Regions from separate parts of the Homo sapiens genome. Here regions 1, 2, 3 and 4 are each linked to region 5. A link is a contact called in ENCODE Hi-C or POLR2A ChIA-PET data. All regions are on one chromosome and are shown on one strand. The core of a region is the stretch at or near the end of the contact, and the rest is flanking DNA. Distances in the headings are between cores, read along the strand shown.

Region 1 (3,786 bases), core at 657-3,156, 1.6 Mb after region 5:
TTAACCCCCAAATAAACAATATTTATTGTTGATATAACAAAATGGTTGTCTTGCTCTTTTCTTCCTTTGCCTCATTTTTCTCTTTCTCCATGGTCCATTCTAATCTTGGCTTTCACATAAATCGCTTGGTTTTTTTTCTAGATTCTCAACGACAATTTAGACATTTGTTGAGCACTTGCCACTTGCAAGGTATTTTCCTAGGGACCATGTATAAATAATAATAGTCAAAATAACAGCTAATACTTTTCAAGTACTCACAATTTTGCCAGGCACTTAATTAAGCACTCTACAGGAACTAATTCACTTAATCTTCATGATACCGTATAAAGCAGATAGAACTGTCACCCTATTTTAAAGATGCAGAAACGAGCTCAGTTAGGTTAAATAGCTCGCCTAAGTCCACCTAGGTAGTAAATGGTGTGATCAGGGATTTCAATCCAACTCCCTTTGACCGTAGAGATGTGCTCTCAGTCACTACGCTATGGTTCCCTTCCCTGCCTCTAAGGACATATAATTTGGTGGAAATTATGCATGTATCAGTAATCAATTTGATTTGGCAAGTGTCAATGAGACAGGTCTCTTTTTTCTGCTTTCCTCACTGACTCTAATATTTTTTTAAAATCTATTTTCTTAATGTCCTTTTGGGTCTTACTAGATTCCGACTTTGAGACTTACATCAGTAAATAGACATTGAAAGGAAAGACAAAAGCCCTGAACTAATGATATGAAATGTATTTTTATTTAGAATTGGTATAGACTTCACTATCAATAGGTTTAGTTCTTCAGGACAGGACAAAGCAGCGGAATTTGTGTCTACATTCAATACAACCTTTCTAGCACTTTTTTCACATAATTCAGTTCAGGTTCCCCATCCAACACACGACTGTCACCAGATGATGCTCTACTCTGTGACCAGATACAAGTCCTATTACGTCTTCTCCTGTCCCAAACCTCAATAAAACTTAATGGCTTTCTCCCCTGACAACCAGGCCTGCCATGGCTTCCTAACTTGTGTTAAATGCAGTGTTTCCACTCTTGCCAAAACAAACAAACAAAATACCATGTAAAAAAATACAGATTTCAGGGCCCCTTATCTGAAGAATGCAACTCACTCAGGAATGTGCAAATTTGGGGAACAGTTCAGAGGTGAAAAGCACTGATCGAAGAGGGAGAAGCTAAAATCAGGAGACCTGGTTTCTACTTTACAGTCCCACTTACTGTATAACTTCTAACAAATCACTTCTCTCTGAGTCCAGTTTTCATATCGGTGAAAGCGAGAGGATTTGACCAGATGAACTGTTATGTTCCTTCCACCTCTTGAAGTCGTGCTTATGAGCACAGAGTCAGAGGATGTGTGTTCATATCCCAGCTATGCTACTTGTGAACTACTGTGCGCAGAGAACTGCATTCTCTGATTCAGAGCCCTCACCTGAGGGGATGATAGTATCTCTCCACTATCCCTTTTCTCCCCTTTAATGAAGTCTAAATGAGATGATGCTTATAAGCATCTAACAAAACCCGGCACATAATCAATGTTCAACAAGTTATTATTACTCTGGAATTCTATAAATTACCTCTGTACTTCCTCCCTTGTCACCCTGAACTTAGTGAAGTTTCCTTCACTTGGTTTTGCTCTTCAACTCGGACCCCGAAAACGCTCTAAACGCTGGCGGAAGTCACGCAGAGATGGGCTAGACGCTCAACCCCGGTCTCTTCCCCGAAACCGCGGTGCTCCCACTTCCTGCAGTCCGAGGTTCCGACTCGACGCCAGCTCCGCGAGCAATGGTTCCGCCCTGCGCCCTGCCCCTTCCATGACAACTCCAGTCCCACCTGCCTGGCGTCTCTTGAGCCCAACCGGCATCCGTCGCGGTTGGACGTGGGCTTGGCGGAATGGGGCGGGACTTCCAGTAGGAGGCGGCAAGTTTGAAAAGTGATGACGGTTGACGTTTGCTGATTTTTGACTTTGCTTGTAGCTGCTCCCCGAACTCGCCGTCTTCCTGTCGGCGGCCGGCACTGTAGGTGAGCGCGAGAGGACGGAGGAAGGAAGCCTGCAGACAGACGCCTTCTCCATCCCAAGGCGCGGGCAGGTGCCGGGACGCTGGGCCTGGCGGTGTTTTCGTCGTGCTCAGCGGTGGGAGGAGGCGGAAGAAACCAGAGCCTGGGAGGTGAGGGGCGGGCCCGTCGTTACTTTTTATTTGATGTTAGTCCCAGAAACAACCAGAGCTCAGTTCCTACTAAACTAACGGGTGTTTTCTGGTGCAGCATAGACCGAAGAAGACGAGCTTGAGCTGAAATTGTTCAAGTTAGGCATACATTTATGTGTGATTTTTGGAAAGGCGGTGGTAATGTGGTTTATTTGGCTGCAGATGCTTGTCAGCTTTTTACACATCTCCGTTGCCAAACGTTTCTTAACCAAATCCAAAACCATGAATGAAAAGGTAAAAATATCACACCTAATCCAAAATTCAAAGGAAAAGAGCAGCGCATATATAGCACTACGCATGCATAACGCCATCATTGTTCCTTTTAAAAGTTCAAGGAACGTTTTACTTAATTCATTGAAGTTGGGAGCCATTTCTGTTTATTTTTGTTTAATCTCTGCCTCGTGGAACTGTGATGTCCACAAATAGTTTATTTTAACAAAACGAAGTGTGTAAAATTTAACAGAGTACTTTTAGTACCTACTCACTCTGCTCAGCATCGTGGTGCTGCAAATAAATGAGAAACCAGATGAGTAATTATAGGTTAATCTTTGCTACTCGTTAGACAGAGTATTACTGCATATATATTAAGTCATTTATATACTTTATCCCACCTAGGAGCTCAAACTATGTAGTTGGAAAGTGTCTTCATCTCTCGTTAATGAATAAATTGTAACTGAAATTGTACTTCGAAAGAATGATAGAATTTGGATATTGGAGGAGGTTCCAAAAGGAAATACTGGAAGTTTGGGAAAGTTAGGAGACTAACTTGGAGCAGAAATTTCATTCAATTATTAAAGGGTTTAGAAGCCTAGCAGAAAAATTTGAATTTGATGTGGTGGGTAAGGTGAGTAATTGAAGTATTTTCATACAAATATTATATGATGCGTTAAGTGTTTTTATAAGGATTAATCTGATAGCAGAGTGCCAAACATTAGAGAAGAGAGGAACAAGTGATAATAATTATGAAGATACTTTACACCTACGCTTTCTATTGCAATACTCTCTAATTCAGATGCAGCTTTTTTGGAAAAGTGACTTTTTCTGAAGTCTTTCTTTGGTCCAGTCCTTTTATGAACAGTTTTTAAGGCTGTGACTTAGATGAAAATGTAGAATGCATATTTATGCTGAAGGGAACATCTAATATGTGATGCATCAGAATCTGGATTCCAAAAGATCCCAGCTCTGTGGCCTGGCAAGGTGGCTTATGCTTGTATCCCAGCACTTTGGGAGGTTGAGGTGGGAGGATCACTTGAGCCCAGAAGTTCAAGACCAGACTGGGCAACATAGTGAGACCCTATCTCCACACACACACAAATTAACAGGGCGTGGTAGTGTGTGCCTGCTGTCGTCCTGGCTACTTGAGAGGCTGAGGCAGGAGGATAGCTTGAGCCTGGGAGGTCGAGGCTGCAGTGAGCTGTGATTGTGCCACACTGCACTCCAGCCTGGATGACAAACTGAGACCCTGCCTCAAAGAAAAAAAAATAGACAAAACGTCCTAGCTCTAAAAGGAAAGCTTGCAATCATGAAATTTAATAGTAGAAAGTACAAATCCTTGCTTAAGTTTCAAATAATCAATTTATAC
Region 2 (3,631 bases), core at 783-3,282, 1.0 Mb after region 5:
ACAAAGTAACAAAGGAATGAAGCTGCGAAAGCAAAAGCAGGGATTTATTAAACTGAGAAAGCACTCCACAGGGTGGGAGTGGGCCTGAGCAAGTGGCTCAAGGGCCCAGTTACAAAGTTTTCTGGGTTTTAAGTAGTTCTTTTGAGGTCCCTATGGGCTACCCCTTATCTGGATGAAGGATTTGGTTTATGGCTAAGTAAAGGCTGAGGTGAATTTGTGCCCTATGCAGATGATGGCATGGCCCATGCTTAGTGCTTGGCCCACAGCCAATCCAAGGCACTTTCCCTTTCCATCTGAGACATGGTGGAAGTGTGGCAGGCCAGGTCTCACTAACAACTGTTTCAGTACTAAGTGGTTAAATATTAAAAGCCAGTGCCCTTATACAAAGGCTGGGATGTAACAAAAGCCCATCAAGAATTTTGCCTAGGCCTTTCCTGGGCCTCTTAAAGCATACAAAATAAAGAAAGAATTCTTAACCGGACCCCTTTAGGATTAAACAAGTTTTATTGTGGTCTGAAGAAACTCCCCAGGCCTCCACAAACAAGTTTATTGGGGGGTCTAAGAGAACTCCTCAAACCTCCACCACTTAGCAGGAGAGAATACAAGGGCAATCACCCCAGCACCTGGACCCATTTAGGTTAAGTAAATTTACTGAGGCTCCAGAGGAAGGTTTTCAGGACTCAGACCTTAGTTACAGATTAAAAGAAGTTAATCACTTATGTCTTTAGATAAATGCACACTTACACATAGACAGTTCGCTTAGAAGGCATATAAGCTCTGAAAAACTGTAATTTTGAGTTGGTCTGGTGATAATTTCCAGGCCTTCTCCCTGCAACCGGTTACAGAAATAAAAACTCTCTTCCTCCCCAGCTCATCTGCATCTCGTTATTGGGCCTTGAAAAATAGCAGCCCAACCCTCAGTTTGGTCTGAGAACAGAAGGTTGTAGGGAGAGTAGCCTTTGATCCTTTGCTACTGGGGAGTGGGGAGATGGGGTTTTTCCTTCTGGTTTAGCTTTAGGAAGTTGGTGTTAATTGACCCTAGGCTCTCGGCCCCCAGACCCAGGTGTTTTCCTTTTGATCCAGCTTTGGGAAGCCAGCACCAATTGGTCTCAGATTCCCTACTTCCAGCCCTTGCTGTTTTTCCTTGATTGAGCTTTAGGAAGTCAGCACGAAGTGGCCTTAAGTACCCTGCCTCCAAACCCTATTCTGCCTCATTTTGGCAGAGTACTTTTATATGTCTTGGATCTAATAATAAAATATCGGGGCTTGTGTTTTGTATGCCTTTTGCTTTTCTTTTTCTAGCACTTTATTTTTTTGTATTTTCTAAAAGCACCCATCTGGGATGGCTTGGAGACAAAAACAGGTCCTTTAGCACAGTTTGAGATGCACTGATACAGAAGGTTACAGCACATTCTCAGTACTTCGGAGAATGAAGTTCTGAGATTCTGATTCCACGCCACATTCCAAGTTTTGAATACTGGTAATTTACGTCTGATTCTACATAAAGTTCTTAATAAAATCAGTGCTCATTTTCTCAAATAAGCTTCTTTAGAGGAGGAGGTCTGGGATCAAAAGTTGGGCTGTGAAGTGGCACAATGCCTGGATCTGTACATCCAAAAAGGAGTGGAAAATTAGATGATAATCGCCCAACTTTGGCTCCTAGACCCAAACCTTTTCTCTAAAATGGGCACTGGTGCAAATACCGTGAGGCCTTCCTGCAAAGAAGTGCCAATCTCAGGCGCCAGGGCACAGACCCAGTGCGTGTCACAGATCCTGTCCTGAGTGCTAGGCCGGGTGACGCCCCCACCAGGATTAAAGATCAGGCGCCCGCTGAGCCCTAGGAAGCAGTGACAGACACCTGCGCCTAGGCGGAGCGAGAAGAGCCTGGAATGGCTCCGGGCTTTGCGTCACGCAGCTCCGCCCCTCGGCCTATCTCACCCGACGCCGTCTCCGAGGGCAGGGAACGGTTGGCGGACTGAGATTGGAGGGATCAGCTCAGACTCGATGACGCAACGGGAGGCGGGGCGTGGCCGTACTCTGATTGGTGACGGGTGAGGCGGCCCGAAATCGTAGGACTTCCGAAAGCAGCGGCGGTGTTTGCTTCACTGCTTGGAAGTGTGAGTGCGCGAAGATGCGAAAGGTGGTTTTGATCACCGGGGCTAGCAGGTGAGGCCTCCTTTGGGTTGGCAGAGGCGGCAGCGGATCAGGGGTCCGAGAGAGCAGGGGTCTGCGACCCTCCACGAACGGACCCCGGAAGCGCCCGCCCCTGGCTTTGCCTAGGTTCCCCGGAGTCTGCAGCAGGTGTGGGGCATGTCGGCCTCTTGAGGTGCTCAGTAACTGGTGCTTTGTATTAAACATGACAGTGAAAAGGAAAACTAGAGCATCAGTAAGTGATGAGTGTCGCAGTGATGATCCTGAGGTTATCAAGGCAATGGGGTACTCAGGCGGGCTCCGCCCCTTTTCCATCTTTGCCTACTGTTCGTATTTATCGTCAGTGCCCAATATTTTGCTCCTGACCACGTGATCATGTCTTATACTCCAGGTGTTTTGTCTGTACAAGCCTTTTGCCTACAAATTTGAACACCCATGAACATTAGGACGGTGGAGAGAAAACAATCCCGTTTCATTTAGCTCAGTGCTAGAGAGCTAACATACTCTTCAGAAACCCAGAGAAAATTAATCTTTTCCTATGAAGGCATGGTTGGGGTGCAGAATAACCAGCTCATAATAATTCCAGGGTTGCTCGTTTAGTCTCTCAGCCTCTTCTGTTGCTTGTTTTACCTGTCATTTGCACTTCTGTGAAAAATGTGTGGAGGATGAAGCCAATCAAACCATTTTTCTACTAGTTGCATTTGGCATTTTTAAATGATTAAGACAGAGGACATGTTAAACATTTAAGATTGATCCACTTTCAATTATTTAACCACATGCGTATTAACTAAGCCAGCTTGGTAGGTGTCTGCATTTGGCAACTTTTTAGCATACCCTCTCAAGTGACTTTAACCGTTGATTGGTGCTTCTTATGTGGAAGGTACTGAGTAAGTCAGAATTGATTTTGTCTGTTTCTTTTACATATATTGTGACATGTGCAATTGTATATTAAATGCCTACTGTTCTCATGTGAGGACAAATAAATATTTTTGATGCTTTGTTGTTGGTGCTAATAGATTACTGATGGTTCCAGGCTCTTTTTGGGTTTTAACTATTAACATATTTGCCTGGAATCAGCTTAAGTCTTGAAAGAGAACTTATTACCCAGCTTTTCATTGCTATCAGCCAGGCTGGTCTGACTGCTGTCACCACTCCTATGCGGTTTTACAATGCTGGTTTTGAAGTTCTTTGTTTCCAAGTGGTGTACTCATCTAATATTTAGTGTATTCCTACCTTCTACTTAATCATGTTGAGTTCTTTCTTTTTCTATTATTTAATCATAGTTGTTGAGAGGGATTTGTACATCCTGCCATGTTACTGATGCCTCATCCTGAAAGATTCATCTGTTCCTTTATCAGAGATTTCTGGTGCTCCTTATGGTGTTTACGATACCAGTAGGTGGTAGAGCCCTTGCCCCTGAGGAGCCTAGACAGCAAAGTCAAAATGCACATAGGAAACAGCTAATAAGATGCTCTTTTGA
Region 3 (3,526 bases), core at 436-2,935, 1.7 Mb before region 5:
GTCCCTTTTATATATAAGGCAAACATTGCTTTTAAGTTCTGTTGGAACATGGGAACTTTCACTAGAATGCTTAGAATGTTCAGAAAAAATGTCCCAAAGCTCTCTTCTGGTCCATACAAGACAATCAGAATGTAACACAGTAGCAGAGGGTGTGGAACATACACTAGTCATATTTGATTCTCTCTGTCAGGGGTTCTTCTTTGTAATGGGAAATAATTTGAATCAGGATGGAACAATTGATAAGAAGAAAGAACAAACCAGCTAACCAAATAAACAGAAAGGTGTTCTTTCCTTGAAACTCTAGAACATAGGCAGGAGCCAGCCACATGGCCTGCCCTATAAACCATAACATTAGGAGAACTACAGCTCTTTTCCAAGGCATTCTGACTAGTGGCATCACAAGAGGCAGTAAGCAGAGGTACCAAAGAAAGTACTGGGAGGTGCAGACTTTGTTAAAAGTCACAAAAATGGACGTATGAAGAAAACAACAAAAAACGAGGTCTCTGTAATAGGCGAAAGACACAGCTGAAAGCAAGATGAGCTGTGGCAGGAATGCAGCAATTCCCAGGGAAAAACTCCACTTGCTCTCTGCAGTCAAATACAGCATGTAGAAGTACGGAGAAAAGTTGTGACGGATATCCCGCCTAGTCAGGTGATAAAAGTAGGTGTGTTCCAAAAATTCCCAGCCGTACTCATAGTAAAAACCAAAGCTCAGGGCAAAAAACGTGAGTCCAGCAACTGCTACAAACAGCAGCACAGCCCGATTACACAGCCTTTTCAGGAGCTCGTACAAACAAGCCTGGAAAGTGTACCGGAATTGACGGAGGCTTTTGTCATTGTCGCGATCTGGAAGCAGGTGGAGGGTTATGGGAAGGATGTAAGTCACTGGATATATCTTCATATGCACCGCGAAACCATAGAATACAGCTGCACACGCGACGAGTCTTTTCTTTATCAAGTAGAGGACCATCAGGACCAGGGAGGCGACAATAGAGTCCGCATTACCGCGGCTGGATACTGCCATAGGCAGGGGGTTAAGAAGCCAAAAGACACAGTAGCCACAAGCCTGGCGGCGCCCCAGCCCCTTCAGCAGCAGCAGGCGGTATAAGAGGAAAGCGGTGAGGAGGTCGCAGCTGATGAAGAGAAACTTTCCAAAGAGCTCGCTGAGGTAGATGTTGGGAGTGAGGAGCCAACCCAGCAGCGGGGTGTAACGGTACGTGGCTCTCAGGTAAGGCGAGCGCCCCTCCGTGACGAAGCGCGCGGCGTCGGTGAAGACCTGGTAGTCGATGTCCGTATACCTCACGTGCAGGGTCCGGTCCTGGAAGACGCCATAGAAAACCAGGGCGACTCTGGCTAGAAAGGCCACACCAAAGACGCCGGCTGGAGCCACCTTCAAGTTCAGGAGCCATTCGCCCCAGTGCTTGGTGGAGCCCATGATCTGACCGTGCGACAGCTGCTTAGCCCCAGCTCCAAACTGCCTTCGTACTTCTAACCTTCCCTTCGGTTCTTTGCAGCAGGTGGCCGCCGCATCTCCCACCCGCCAGGCTGCCAACCGAAACGACTGCAGACTATCACATCCGGCATGAAGCCCCGCCCCCGTACTGCTACCTGTCTCCAGCCCCGCGCGGTCTTCTCAGCCGCCCGAGCCAAAAACTTGCCTTCCTCTGGATGGACGGTCTCGCTTCCGCTTCTTCTTCCAGCGGAGGCGGGATTTCCGGTCCGTGGGAGGGGAGACGTCCGCTTGCCGGGAAATCCGGCACTGGCTTGAGGATTTTATGGAGTGGAGTGAGATTTCTTTGTAAGTGACAGCCCGCCGCCCCCCGCCCTCTTCCCGCGCCCCATTTCCAGTCCTCAGAGGAAAACCCTCCGACGAGCAGCGAGCTGCGGGCTGCGCGCTACATCCTTCAGTCCTGGGCTGGAGATCCGAGAGTGAAAAATGTAGGAGTGAAAGGAAGATAAGCCTTCTCATGCTTTACTCCACTAGCTCGCCGGTATTCACCGGGGATTTGTGGGCCCCGGACAGGACAGGATGAGTTGAAGGGGGCTGAGTGTGTATGTTCCATGCAATATTGGAGGCATACTTATATTTTTAAATTACTAGTTGGTAATCAGAGATTCAGATTTAAGTGGGCAGCTTGTATTTTATCCGGCAACCCTAGGTGAAGGTGATGGGAAAGAAGACAGGAAAGCGTCACAAAATTCCTTAACTTGTCAGCCCCTTATGCCTCAGTATCTCTGTATTTGCTATTTCTTCTGTCAAAGTTGCCATCCGCTCTCCAATCACTCTGGCAAATACCTACTCAACCCTTCAGGCATCAGTGCAAGTGTTAGCTCCCAGCTCCCACTCACTTCCTCATCACGCAGAATGAATGACTTAGATGCCAGTCCCCTCCCCTGTCCGAGGATAGGTAGACTGGGGCGGACGGGATCTAAGTTCCAGAAAATCACTCACACAGAAGACCCTGCCATGCTACTAAAAGTTCTCCCAGTGCTCCAGAACTCCCTGGTCATTCCTTTGTTACAGCATTTGTCACACTGCTTTGTAATAACTGTTTTTGTTTGTTTTGCTCTCCTAGTTTTCCATCAGGACACTTTCAATTCTTCGGTATCAGAGATTATCTTGTTCTTTTCTCTACCTCAACATCTAACACAGTACTAGTAGCCATTCAGTAAAGTTGAATTGATTTTAGAGGTTCCTCCTACCAGAATATTTCTAGAGTGGCATCTTTGGATTGCTCCCAACTCCCAGTTATTTTCCCTTTTAAATATCCTTTATGTATGTCAAGGTCCCCTGCTCCCCCCACCCCACTCCAACCCTACTTCCATGAATTTCTTGCCAAGGACTGTAACCCATTAGCTCTTCCCTTTCCGTGGTTACTTAGTGCACTTACATAGTCCGCATTGTAGAATTTGATACTTTATTTTAGATTGTATTCATAGCCCTCACAAGAGATTATAGGGTTCTTGGGGGTAGAAATTATATCTTATCCTTAATTTTTTTCAATTATGTGTAATTTATTGTAGTCTTAGGCACATGGTAAATGCTTAGTAAATACTGACTAATTGGATTTTATAGAATAAGCCTGCTTCCTAGGGGAAGTCTTCTAGACTAGAATAAGGAAAAGGAGGTGACTTCATGCAGTCTGAACATGCAGCTCCCAGAACTACCTGCTGCTCATCCATCCTACACTTCAATTTATCCCTTGGAGATGAACTGTGTTAATCTTATATATTCCATATTCATATTGTGATAGCTCTATGTCCTTTTATATGCCTTGGTATCATTACATGCCTTAGATTGATAATTCTAACCATTTTTTTGCAGTATATTAGCCATATATATAGTGGCAGCACATCACCACTCATATAATGATGATTATGATGATGATGATTACTATTATTTATAATAGCTGGATTTGTTGAGGACTCATTTGCAATGTACCAGGCATTATGCTAAGTACTTTTCATGTAAGGTAGATATTCCCACCTTTACAAATGAAGAAAACCAAGGCTTATGGAGATTAAG
Region 4 (3,445 bases), core at 61-2,560, 1.4 Mb before region 5:
CAGTTTTTGAGCTACTGAGTCTACACCAGGCGCTGTAATAAATACACTCCATATACTTTCTCATTTTAATACTCTCTATAAAAGACGATTTTACAGATGAGGAAATACAGACTTAGAGACATTAAGTAAGTCATCCAAGTCACAGCTTGTTAGTGGATGTCTCAGGATTCCAAGGCAAGCCCATCTGACTTCAAAGACCAAGTTCCTAACCACTTTGTTACGCTGCATCTCACTAAATATTCTAGATACTATTTTTTCCAGGTCTTCGGAGACCTTACTTCTCTGACTTTCACATTCTAACGTTCTGAGGCTAATACTGCGATCTCAGTATTTGCCCTCCACCCCCAACGACCCACACTCGAGCTCTAGAGCTGCCGTACTTAGCAAATAAAAATACGAGATTTCCAGATAAATTTGAACTTCTGGTAAGCAACGACAGACTAAAAAACTATTCATTGTTTACCTGAAATTCAAATTTAACTGGGTATCCTGCATTTTATCTGGCAACTCTATCAAGTTGAGACTTTATTGGGGTTATAAGCCTCAAGTACTATTTCCGGGTAGTAAATAAAGCCGAATGGAGGCACTGATGTTGAGATGCTGCAGCCAAGGCCTCCTTAAGTGAGGTTGCCACTACTCGTCTCCAAAAAGGCTACTGACTCGGGTGCGAGTAACAGAGATCGAGACTCAGTTCCCAGGGCCACTCCATATAACACAGTCATCAAAAAGCCAACAGATCACAGGGCCTTTGGAGCAGAACAACACAAATCGGGAGCACAGCCAAGAGAGAAAGGGGGAAGAAAGAATAGGGAGGGGGTCTAAGGAATCCCCTGCAGTGTGGGAGCCACTTTATAGGTAAATCGAAGCCCAAGGACACACCAAAGAAGAGGGGACTGGAGAACCGCTAGCCAGGCCCAACCTCTCTCCCACCCTCCGTCTTCCTCCGGGTCCGTCTGGTGGGCCCATTTCGACCAACACCTCTACCCATTTTCTCTTCCCCGGTGTCAGCGCCGCTCCTGACATCCAACCTCCATGTTCCCCCTTTTATTCTCCACTACCTTTGACCCGCGCGCTCTTGGTCTCGAATTTGGTTAACATCTCTCAGGTCTCCGACTCCGATGTCTTAATCCGAGCCCCGACACACCCTGCTGCCCTTCGGACGCCTCCACGTCAGCGACCCTCTCCCGCGGTTTCCGGAAGCGCCTGGAAACACGAACTTCCGGTCTCTTAGGCTCCGGGCCACAGAGACGGTGTCAGTGGTAGCCTAGAGAGGCCGCTAACAGACAGGAGCCGAACGGGGGCTTCCGCTCAGCAGAGAGGCAAGATGGCTACGGCAGGGGGTGGCTCTGGGGCTGACCCGGGAAGTCGGGGTCTCCTTCGCCTTCTGTCTTTCTGCGTCCTACTAGCAGGTGAGGCCTCCCCGCCCGTGAGCTCCGTTCTCTAAGGGGAACTCTCGGATCGGCCCCGCCGCGACCGCCACTGTCTCCCTTCTGGTTCCTGCTGCCCCTCTGTCCCCCCACCCTGTAAATCCTCTTTCTTTTTCGTTCCCACGACAGAAGTTCCCCCTTTGCCTGGACCTGAAGGTCCCTTCTCCCCCGCAGCACGTCGTGTCGCTTCACTCCCTTCTCTAGGCCTCTTCCTGGACTTCGAGCCTGACCCTCTCCCACTTTGTCCAGATGTCTCGTTTTTCCCACAACCCCAGCCACCCACCCCACAGTCGAAAGGAACAGGTGTGAAAGTTAGCTTTCTTCCTCGCGTTTAGACTTTTTGAGACGAAAGCAATCTTGTTCTGTGGGTGCTGTGCGGCGCTTAAAAGGTGGATTTCTTATTTCTTCCTCTGTTGATTACATCCTAAGTCTGTGTCCCCCTGCCTTGCCTCAGGTTTTTTTTTTTTTTTTTTTTTTAATCAGTAAAGCAAGAATAAGGTAGGATATGGGTACTCTTAACTGTGAAGACCCTGAAGTAACAATTCAAGGAACTTTTGGCATTTATAATGTACTTAAGTGTTTGCTGATACGCGTTCATTTACTGATACATGGCTTTTTAGTTGGTCAAGCCCTAAAATGCAAATGCCTGTATATAACTATGACTGTGCCTTCCCCCAATTCACATTGTTTTTAAGGATCCTCAAAGGAGAAACTACAGCTGCCCCACACTGTGGGCACACAAATGACCTGCTGATGTTAAATTAACTGACCCGTGTATGTCATAAGGTTTCTCTCAATTCTGTTCACACTCTTGGAAAAATGCCTCAGAAAGTTTTCTTAGCCCAGCACCTGTGTATTAACCAATTAGTAATATACATACAGGATATACAAGCAGAAGTGTGATCACCTGTGCAACCAGAATCTGGCAAATCTAAGGTCAAACACCTTTCCTTTGACCAAGTTTTCTCTCTTTTAGTGTCACTGTCAATGGCGCTACATGGACTTTGTAATAACCCTTTGAGGCACATAGCTGGGTGCCATGTAGAACATGTATCTGTTACGATAAGTGTGTGCCCAAGAAATCAGAAGAATGGACTTTAATCTCATTTTAGAAAGTATGATATTAAATGATTTACCCAAGCCATACTTCAGGTTAATGACACGATAGAAGCTAGTACCTGTGTCTCTCAAATTTTTCTAACACTTTTTATCTTCCGATCAGGTTTGTGCAGGGGAAACTCAGTGGAGAGGAAGATATATATCCCCTTAAATAAAACAGCTCCCTGTGTTCGCCTGCTCAACGCCACTCATCAGATTGGCTGCCAGTGTGAGTTGAGATGGATTCATGTTTGTGGACATTGATATTTGTCTGTGCCCTAGATACTAAGTAACATCCATGTCCTGCTTAGGAGATTTGACACTTATATTGGACTGTATGTAGGCAGTTACAGATAACCGTCTGTCAAGCTAGGCAAGATAATTAATAAGAACTAACATTTAGTAAATGCTGCATACCAAGCTTTTTACATGTGCATCTCATACAACCCCAACCACAACCCCACAAAATAGGTCTTACTGTTATTGTCACTTTATAAATGATGAAACTAAAACTTAAAGAAGTTGAGTAACTTTCCCAAGATCATACTGGTAATAAGTGATGATGCCAGGATCTGGTGGCCCGAGCACTAAGCTGAGAGACCTTTTTTTTTTGACACGGAGTTTCACTCTTGTCCCCCAGGCTGGAGTGCAATGGCACGATCTCGGCTCACGGTGACCTCTGCCTTCTAGGTTCAAGTGATTCTCCTGCCTCAGCCTCTTGAGTAGCTGGGATTACATGCACCTGCCACCATGCCCAGCTAATTTTTGTATTTTTAGTAGAGATGGTGTTTCACCATGTTGGCCAGGCTGGTCTCGAACTCTTGACCTCAAGTGATCCACCCACCTTGGCCTCCCAAAATGCTGGGATTACAGGCGTGAGCCACCGCACCCAGCCGAGCCAGCACTCTTAACCACCCTAT
Region 5 (3,827 bases), core at 1,252-3,751:
GGTAAGAGTGGACAGTTCACAGAAGAGGAAATAAGGTTTCATAAGTATGGAAGAATGCACCACTTTGTTAGGGAAATGTAAATTGCAATTTTCACAGCGGTAAAAATGGTAAGAGTCTGACCATATCTTGTGTTGGAGAGAATGTGGAACAAAGAGAACTCATCAATGCTAGTGAGGGTGTAAACTGATAAAATAGTACATACATTATTTAAGACATTCTTGAGGCTGGGTGCGGTGGCTCACGCCTGTAATCTCAACAGTTTGGGAGGCAGAGGCGGGCGGACTGCTTGAATTCAGAAGTTTTGAGACCAGCCTGGGCAACATGGTGAAATCCTGTCTCTACAAAAAATACAAAAATTAGTCGGGTGTGGTGGTGGGTTCCCGTAGTCTCAGCTATTGTGGGGAGAGGCATGAGGATCGCTTAAACCTGGGAGGTCAAGCTGCAGTGAGCTGAGATGGCTCCACTGCAATCCAGCCTAGGGGACAAAGTGAGCCCCTGTCTCAAAAAAAAAAAAAAAAAAAAAAAGAGGGAGAGAGAGAGAGAAATTGAGATTCATTCAAGGAAATACCATGGGTAGATCCTTAATATCCAATAAGAAAAATGATTTGGAGAACATTAAAGTTTACATACATTAAAAAAACCCAAATGACACTAAATGCATGTGTCTATAAACATGTTTAAGCACCGTAAAACTAAAAATAAAAGTGGACTAGAATTACACTTTTATTTTTATAAAATAAAATTTTATACCCATAAAATTCATGGTAGAAGTGGCCTACGCCAAGGGAGGAAAATGAAGCAGGGAGGAAAGAGGAATTCAATTCTGTAGTATTTAATTTCTTATGAAAAATCTGGGACAAAAATGAAAAATGTTAAATTTTTAAATTCTTGGTGATAGGTCACAAATGTTTGTTTCATAATTACTTGCACTTTTTGAATAAAAATAAAATCTTTTGGAAATTAAAAAAATTGGCGATTTGTCATGGTGATTTTCTTAAAAGACTAAGGTGTCTAGTGGGATACAGAAGACTCGATGATTTTATTTTATTTTAGGTTTTTTTTTTTTTTTTTTTTTTGAGACGCAGTCTCGCAATGTCGACCAGGCTGGTGTGCAGTGGTGCGATCTCCGCTCGCTGCAACCTCTGCCTCCCGCGTTCATGCGATTCTCCTGCCTCAGCCTCCCGAGTAGCTGGGATTACAGCTACTTGCCCGCCACCACGCCTGGCTAACTTTTTGTATTTTTAGTGGAGACAGGGTTTCACTATGTTGGCCAGGCTGGTCTCGAACTCCTGACCTCGTGATCCGCCCGCCTCGGCCTCCCAAAGTGCTGGGATTACAGGCGTGAGCCACCGCGCCCGGCCTTATTTTAGTTTTTTATGTCAATTTTTGAATTTGTAATTGGGTGAGAATTAAAGTGTTATAAATTTCACCTTAAGTGAAAATTTATTAGTTTTCTAATGACAAAAGTAGTTACATCTGACGTAAGGGGATTTAATTATCTTTTTCTGGGCTTGCGTCCCGGAACGCTGCTGCATTATGTAATCTGTAGTAATATACCCACGAGCAGTTTGGAGGGTTCTGGGAAGCACATTTGTTTTGCTTACCTACCATGGGAAAGATTCCACGTGGTCCTAGAAGCATACGTATTCGTCGGTTACAGTATTTTAAATATTCACTGGCCGCTGAAATTTAAAATGGATGAAAAAGAAATTCTCTTAAGTAGCGTTCTTGAAACTGCTTTATCAAACTCAGTTCATATTTTCAGTTGGAGTTCGTGATGTATGTGATTTTCCTTTAAATAAAACCCGAATCTTTAGTAATACAAATATTGGGAACTTCGATTACTGTAGGTCTTAGGGTAGACTCGCTTGGACTTTGACTAAATACTATGCTTTAGAAATTTATCTTTAGGAGATAAATTTGGGGGGTTTATCTTTTTATATTTGCTTTGTTTCAATTTATTTAAATAAAAGTAGTCTTTCTAGAAGTATGTTTTATAGTACCACTTACCTCGGTTACTGTCCCAGTTAAGCAGTTTTCACGAATGTGGAAAAATAGTAGTGTTTTTCTTTCATACACGCGTATATGAAAAATTTTTACATTGATAGAGAATTATTCGTAAAAATTAAAGTAAATTTACTGTTAGTCTCTAATTTTGTTCTGAGATAGCCACGCTGTGGCATTAAGAAGGATAATCAAGGAATAAGCCATAATGTTCAGAAAGGGGCTTTACTTTTTATTTTTAATATTATTGATAAACTTTGTTTAGTCGAATTGATGTCTGCGTGTCTTCCCCCGCCTTCCCCATAAAACAGCGGGACAGAAAGTCCTGAAAACTCCAAAAGGGAAATATTTACTCAGAGGTCTATTCAAATTTGCTTAGTCTCTGACGTTTTCCTGTGTCGTACAAATCCCTCGTGCGGCAAAAGTAGTTTGTCTTTACTAGGCCACCGTCTCGTCAGCGTTACGGAGTATTTTGTCCGCCTGCCGCCGCCGTCCCAGATATTAATCACGGAGTTCCAGGGAGAAGGAACTTGTGAAATGGGGGAGCCGGCTGGGGTTGCCGGCACCATGGAGTCACCTTTTAGCCCGGGACTCTTTCACAGGCTGGATGAAGATTGGGGTGAGTGGGATCTGAGAATGTACCAGGGTGGCTCGGGTTCGCGTCTAAAGGTTTCTTCCTCCCTACTTCCGCCCACTCGTGGTGACAGGTGTGGACCAACCCTGCCTGGGGAGTGAGGCCCCTCGTCACTCCTGTTCGTGCCCCTGGAAGAGTCTGGGAGTATCGTTCGGCTTCTGTCCTGGCCACAGGGAGAGTAGAATATTGTCTAACTGGAGTTAACTGTCGTTTTTCACTATTCCCACTGGGGAAGTACCGGGTGATCTTTTTGTGTGGCTAACACTGGACGTCTTTAGGAGGTTTAGAGCAAAATGGCTGGGACCGCCAAAAAGGCTACAAGCTATTTCCTGAGTGTGAAATGTGGGCGGTGAGCACAATGGAGTGGGTTTTTGTGTGTTTGGTGTATATGAGAGAATGTGGTTATATACAAGAAATTCTAATCTTACAGCTTTTACTATTGGTTTAAGCCTGATGTCCGTCTTGGCAGAAAAGCAAAACACCCAAGCACCTGACCTCGGGTCCCTGCTTAGCTACACCTAATACTTATGGTGTAATCCTGACTGCTCTCCAGATACAGCTCTTAATTTTCTTGTTAATGGATATTTTGTTTGGTTTTGGTGGTCAGGAAGGGTGGAATGGGATGAAGTGGAAATGAGAATGAAGAAACTTTGTTATCTAAGTATTTAGAGGAGACTTTTATTCTCCTCTTGATTGCAAGATATAATAGTAATATTGTTCTTAGGTTCCAATATGAATTTGGGATTGTGTAGGTTCCCAAATGGGCCCGCTAGTGAGCCTACACCACTCATCAGCCTTGGAACTGGGGGGAACCCAGTTTATCTTTCTCCCTTGGATCAGCATTCTCAATAGCAGGAGTGGAAGGAATCTCAACTTTTTATTGAACAAAGTCATTTAATTGTTTCAAGGACAGATGTTCTCTAAAACTATATTCTATTGGAGATTTATTTTAATCCTTGGGTAGATTTTTTAAGAGTTGCTGGAAAACTTAAGATTTTTTATTCCCATTTTCCCAAGCCAAATGCATTAGTGACAGTAACCATTTATTTAGCTCTTTGTGTCAGGGACCCTGTTAAACTCTTGACATGAAGTATTTTGTTTAATCCTACCAACAGTCCAATGAGGTACTGTTTATTTTAGAGATGAGGAAACTGAGGCTAACAGAATTTGTGCTCAGATTCTTAGAGC

The links. Hi-C counts contacts between places; a loop is a spot of excess contacts on that map. ChIA-PET counts read pairs that join two places held with the same protein, here RNA polymerase II (POLR2A). Pooled maps may share reads with other maps.
Region 1: a map of dorsolateral prefrontal cortex shows a loop between it and region 5 (19-fold over the local background). The contact joins the promoter of NUF2 here to the promoter of ATF6 in region 5. A Hi-C loop is called at or near these places in 2 of 168 maps with a recorded cell type or tissue (CD8-positive, alpha-beta T cell and dorsolateral prefrontal cortex) and 14 of 50 pooled maps. POLR2A ChIA-PET finds 5 or more read pairs at or near these places in 1 of 52 experiments (GM12878).
Region 2: a loop to region 5 is called in a pooled map, with 2.6 times the contacts of the local background. The contact joins the promoter of HSD17B7 here to the promoter of ATF6 in region 5. A Hi-C loop is called at or near these places in 5 of 50 pooled maps.
Region 3: a loop to region 5 is called in a pooled map, with 25 times the contacts of the local background. The contact joins the promoter of PIGM here to the promoter of ATF6 in region 5. A Hi-C loop is called at or near these places in 6 of 50 pooled maps.
Region 4: a loop to region 5 is called in a pooled map, with 8 times the contacts of the local background. The contact joins the promoter of NCSTN here to the promoter of ATF6 in region 5. A Hi-C loop is called at or near these places in 1 of 168 maps with a recorded cell type or tissue (ascending aorta) and 10 of 50 pooled maps.

Annotation. Positions count from the first base shown.
Region 1 is chr1:163,320,048-163,323,833 of GRCh38, forward strand. It overlaps NUF2 (NUF2 component of NDC80 kinetochore complex), which reads left to right and starts at 1,907. Exons shown (of 14, transcript NM_145697.3): 1 at 1,907-2,165. LOC127814295 (a long non-coding RNA gene) reads right to left here and starts at 1,688. Exons shown (of 5, transcript NR_182654.1): 1 at 1,575-1,688. It also overlaps a transcript of RGS5 not described here. RefSeq lists enhancers at 1,647-1,856, 1,897-2,126.
Region 2 is chr1:162,788,670-162,792,300 of GRCh38, forward strand. HSD17B7 (hydroxysteroid 17-beta dehydrogenase 7) reads left to right here and starts at 2,033. Exons shown (of 9, transcript NM_016371.4): 1 at 2,033-2,166. The coding sequence starts at 2,132. RefSeq lists silencers at 1,961-2,020, 3,417-3,617.
Region 3 is chr1:160,030,305-160,033,830 of GRCh38, forward strand. It overlaps PIGM (phosphatidylinositol glycan anchor biosynthesis class M), which reads right to left and starts at 1,686. Exons shown (of 1, transcript NM_145167.3): 1 at 1-1,686. The coding sequence starts at 1,435. The coding sequence ends at 164.
Region 4 is chr1:160,342,073-160,345,517 of GRCh38, forward strand. NCSTN (nicastrin) reads left to right here and starts at 1,311. Exons shown (of 17, transcript NM_015331.3): 1 at 1,311-1,409; 2 at 2,650-2,754. The coding sequence starts at 1,325. COPA (coat protein complex I subunit alpha) reads right to left here and starts at 1,178. Exons shown (of 33, transcript NM_004371.4): 1 at 1,059-1,178. The coding sequence starts at 1,098. RefSeq lists enhancers at 1,111-2,058, 1,331-1,380.
Region 5 is chr1:161,763,819-161,767,645 of GRCh38, forward strand. ATF6 (activating transcription factor 6) reads left to right here and starts at 2,502. Exons shown (of 16, transcript NM_007348.4): 1 at 2,502-2,624. The coding sequence starts at 2,543. ATF6-DT (ATF6 divergent transcript) reads right to left here and starts at 2,329. Exons shown (of 3, transcript NR_187280.1): 1 at 2,012-2,329; 2 at 1,606-1,683; 3 at 1-339. It overlaps LOC124904444 (a long non-coding RNA gene), which reads left to right and starts at 2,631. Exons shown (of 2, transcript XR_007066695.1): 1 at 2,631-2,988. RefSeq lists enhancers at 611-780, 2,320-2,399, 2,430-2,509.